Regions from separate parts of the Mus musculus genome. Here region 1 is linked to region 2. Evidence: chromatin loops called from intact Hi-C (ENCODE). Cell type or tissue: left cerebral cortex. All regions are shown on one strand.

Region 1 (2,500 bases), 260 kb before region 2:
TCTCCCAACAATTTTCATCTTTCCATCTAAAGCTTTAGATGTCATAAGACAGATACCAGTCACCCCTCTCAGGCTCTTTAGAAACTGTGAACATTGTTAAATCTTTGTTGTTGTTTTATGCTAGTGAGTTTAAGAACAATTTCTAAGCACTACAAATAAGAACAGTAAGAGAACCCTGAGTCTCTGTGATCTGAGTGTTTACACCTTAGAGAATAGGCTGGACTCTTTCTTAACTCCCTAGGGTAAATGTTGTCTCTAAGGCACGCTAGTCACCTGATTCACTTTATCTAGGCTTCAGTTCTATAGGCAGGACAGGATGCGTGGGGAAGTTGACTGGGTCTGGCTTGGAGGAAGTTTATTGTCAATATGACTGGCAGGACAGAGTGGAACTCAGTGCTACTCTGGGATGTTACTCTTTGCACACGATGCTTACGCCTGGGTGCCCACCCCAGACCCATCAGAGAAACCACAGGTGATACACCTCACACTAAGGCAAAAGATGGAGAAGCTGTTTCCTTGAGGACACTGAGCACGGATGATGTCTAATTCTTGCCTTATTGCTACCGGCCAAGGCTTCCTAACTATTCACCAATGTCCCAGAGCATAGAGACAAAGGTCAGCAGAATTAAATTATGGGCTATTTCCTCCATTAGAACCATCATCAAATGTCAACTCTGGCTACAGTGGTTGTTCACCTCTTATGACTAAGCAGGTTTTCTTTATAAGGACACAAGGAGACTTGTCTGTCTTGTAGCACTTGGGATGGGCAACTCCATTTGTATAAAAACCACTGTCTAGAGTTCCAAAGAATAGTTCAGTGATTCGAAGGGATCTCACATCCAGACAAAGGCTATAGACGCAGCTTTGGAGATAAGTCACACAGGGCTTTGGGTGGTCATGGCCTGTCACTCATAATGCAACTGCTGTACGGTTGCAGTTCCCAAACTCTCAGAAGAGAGGCCTGGGGAGTTAGAATGTGTTTGCTTCTATGGGCTTGACAACAATTGCATAAAGATCTCAGCCAGGTCTAAAGCTATCTTTCAAGCCAGTCAGGAAAAATTCCAGCCAGGAGTGGGGGGAGCTATCAATGCAAGGTAGCACACAGCGCCAGATATGTTTCTAAATACTCAGGCCAAGAAACCCCTCACCAGAATTGCTCAGCGGGCAGCACCGGGGCCATCAGGATTGCCCTTAAGCAGTAGTTATTGGTAAACTGTGCCATGGAAAAAATGAAGTCGGGAAGAGTAATGAGACCCTTCAATGAGAGAAAAGCGTTCCAGATGATGCAGCAGCTGTCAGCATGGGCACTGGATGCAGGGATCCCGGCAGGAGAACCTCCTCCGCCACATGGAGCTGAGTCAGGATATTTCAGACATTGACTTCCCTGAGCGTTTATAGATGCTTCACAGTCCTGCTCACGCTTGCCTACAAATTTCACACAGTTATTTTTGTCCTCGCTCCCACCTTCTAGGTATCTGGAATGTCTAGAACTACAGCCGTCACTAGAAAGGCTACATTAGTCCCATAGCAAGTCCTGCTCAGGACCGTGGTGACTTGCTCCCTCCTTGGCTCTGTCCATTCCATGACAGCCACAGGCCATTCACCATCTCGTTCAGTGTTTGTAGTGTTTCAGTGTTCTCTGCATGGCAGAACCTCGGCCACCTCCTTCTAAAGATGGGAGAATAAGTAAGGGTGGGCACTCTGTCTTTTTTTTTCAACCCAGAGACCCCCCATTCAACCTTATCAGTCTTTTTGATTACTTGCCTTCCCAATGATGATTTGAATACTGTTAAATTTAATTAAAAATAAAACAACAGGTATCATTTTATTATAGATTCCAGCCCTGGGTATCCAGGGTCATGGGCCTCCTTCCTCATGACAGGACAGTTACAGACAAGGCCATCATCTGATAGGTCTAGGGGGTGAGCCATGGAACCAAGCAAGATTATGGAGCCCCAGGGTCTACTGCTGTTACATCTGCTAGGTTTTGGACTTATATGGGGGTGATACCCTTTTCTCTGTTGAATTTCCCCTTTTGGAATGAAAATGTCGAGCCTCTGCTTATCCTGTTATTGAGTTCAGGAAGTGTGTTACAGGCTCACAGCTGGAGAGAGTTTTGCTTTTGCATGAATCACACCTTGGGTCTCATCCACATCTAATTTAGATGCCATTTAGACGAGAGTCTTTGGCCTTTAGAGTTTAGAGTTGATGCTGGAATAAATTAAGGCTCTTGGAACTGTTAAGGTGGGATGAATGCACTTTACAGTGAAGAAAGACATGGATTTTGGGGGGTCAGGAGCAGAAGGCTTTAGTCTGAATGTTTGAGTTTACCAATTTCATATGTTGAAATCCTAACTTCCGTGCGATGCAGAAGGAGATGGAGGTTTGGGGAGGTGATCAGGCTATGAGGGTGGAGCCTTTGTGTGCAGAATTAGCATCCTTATAAAAGAAGCTCCCAGAGCCCTCTTTGGAGAGGGGACAGCACAGAGATGGCCACCTT
Region 2 (2,500 bases):
TTCACTTCTACGTCCTTCAGTATTCTCCTTTTGATATTCTTAGGATGGCTTTCAGGGGTTTCTGCCCTGGTTTCAGGTTTTCCGCCGAGAACACTGGCCTTACCATGTGATGGAAGCCCTGGTACTTCCTTTCTCTACATCTGTCCTGGCCCTAGCCATACTCCTCCCCTTCCTGGAGAGTGGCCAGATCTGGTACTGAGTCACCTGGGCCCTTTGGAAGCTGGGCTCTAGGAAAGTTGGCCTCCGAGTGCCTCATTCTGGATACTGTGTTGATAGCTCACTTTTTCTTTAGCATGCTTGTCTTGCTGTCTGGATACTTGCCCTAGTCCATCTGAGGATCCACCATTATACCTCTTTCTTCCCAGCCGACTCGGCATCAGAGATCATGTAAGTTATGACATTCATGGGAAGTTAGCTGATGCCGCTGGAAAGCACTGAAGAAGAGCTGGCTACAAACCAAATATGCTACCAATTTGGGGATAACTTGAGAGTAAGAAAAGAAATCATAGAAAATAAATTATGTTTGATTATTTGAAGGAAAATTGGACACCTCTGATGCCCTCCACAGAATACTTTGATAGTGTATTTGATAGTTCTGTGGAAATTCTCTTCCTCTAAGCTCTGCCTTCTAAGCCTCATTTTTCCATGCAGGGATCCAACCTACTGAATTTTATTTTCCAGAAACCTGAACACAGCACTGTCTTACTAACGATTCGCGGGGGATCCAACTCTTGAGAGTTTAATGCAGCATGTGTGCCCATCAATAGGAACCCTCCAGGAACCACCACTGTGAGAGAAATTGCAGACCACGTTTATGTGGCTAGAAAATAATTCAACAAGCATTTCAAAGTGCTCACTGCTCACCTTTAGTCAAAGCACTTTTGTGTGTTCAGTAATACCCATAGTAGTCCATAAGCTCTTCTACCCCGAAATTTGGTTTAATACACAGCTACTTGGCCTACTTTACACATAAGCCTACTTATACTAAATATGTGAGGCCTGCTTCTGCTTTTTCTTTGCCAAATGGGTAGAAAATTCTTGAAAATGCTTAACAAAAGCATTTGTATTTATAGTTATAGTCACTTAAGTTTTCATGAATAATTTATTCATTCTTGTTATAATGGACATGTCATGCAAAGGTACTGAAATCATAGTCCTTGTTAATAAGCATCCTTTTGGAAACCCTGTATAGTTAGAAGGATCTTTTCCTATTGGGCATGAGTTTGCCCTCGAGAACGAGTGGGAACTGGAGAGAATCATTATGATGTACGCATGTGAGAAATGAAATGTTTGCTTAATCCATTACCTTAAAACGAGGACGTGGGCCACAGAAACATTTGAATAAAGACAAAAACACTTTATAATAGATTTATCCATTTTCCAAACTGGCACCAGGTTTTATCTAATTGTCTGTTACCCCTACAATCTAGATTTGTAGCGTCCAGCTGCAGGCGCTGCTTATTAGATGGGTTCTGACTGGAACCTTGGCTTCCTTTTCTGTGAGAAAGTATATAGCTTCTATCTACAGCATCCCCTTTGAAAAACATATGGCTCTCTTACCAAATGTGTGTTAAGCGTTTTTTTTTTTTTCCTATTTTAAGACCCAGTTCCAGGAGTGAAAAAGCAAAGCAAATCTGCTTTCTTGTTAGTTTTGCTGCTTTTTCTTTTAACAACCTTAACTAGAATGTAGCTATCTTGAGGACAAGAATTGTATCTTATTTTTTTTAAGGCTCATAGTGTAACGCACTGTACTTTAATACTGTTGAATGGATAAAGTCACAGGTGAATAAATCTATTTGTAGGACAGCTTGAAAAGAAAGAACATTCTAAGCCTATTGGAAAAGTCAGCTCAGTGTGCGGTAGGTCATATTGCTTCACCTGAGACGGAAGGTCACTTGGAACTTGGAAGCTGGGGACAGATGGGGTACAAATATACCACTGCACTCTCAAGGAAGTCAGCTTTATTAGAAGTTTAGCAGGCCAGTCATGCTTCTCAAGGATTGTGTTAGTAGGGTCACATACCTGATCTGAAGCCACGTCAGCATGGGGGTCGTTCCTCCTCCAAACACCCAGACAGTGAAGAACACAAGGAGCAGTGTGGTGGTGAACATCATCTGTTTGGGCTGAGATTCCGTGTTGCGGATGGCCAGGGCGAAGGCAATGGCACCTCGCAAACCTTCCAGAGAAACCCAGAGCGGGGACTGAATATCGAGACGAACTCATTCTCTTCTGCTATATTTATCTTTACAACCTGCTAATATAACTTCTTTATTAGCTAATATTTTTATTCAGAGATGATTGTAGATTCACATGGAGTTCTGACAAATAATATGCAGAAATACTTTTCCTTAGTCTCTGCCAACGATAACATCTTGCAACGAAACAGCATGACATCTTAGCCAGAATATTGATGCCTATCTGCATAGCTAAGACATAGAACATACCCTCCAATCAAACAGGAGTCTCACTAGCTGCTCTCTTTTAATCTCACTGGATAGCT

What was found. Peaks named below come from ENCODE experiments on the same cell type or tissue, not always from the same donor. Only the 100,000 strongest peaks of a DNase experiment are listed, where the experiment ranks them.
Region 1: it touches region 2 in a loop (3-fold over the local background); 3 of 42 quality-filtered maps call a loop at or near these places.

What each region holds. Positions count from the first base shown.
Region 1 is chr9:95,318,005-95,320,504 of GRCm38, reverse strand. No RefSeq gene overlaps it. Among named protein-coding and RNA genes, the nearest start is that of Gm32018, 8.7 kb to the right of the region's middle. In left cerebral cortex, no CTCF peak of the experiment used is centred here; DNase peaks (open chromatin) are centred at 1,388 and 2,208.
Region 2 is chr9:95,055,088-95,057,587 of GRCm38, reverse strand. Slc9a9 (solute carrier family 9 (sodium/hydrogen exchanger), member 9) reads right to left here. Exons shown (of 16, transcript NM_177909.5): 12 at 2,023-2,176. Among named protein-coding and RNA genes, the nearest start is that of Gm32018, 250 kb to the left of the region's middle. In left cerebral cortex, no CTCF peak of the experiment used is centred here; DNase peaks (open chromatin) are centred at 878 and 1,483; H3K27ac peaks cover 315 bases.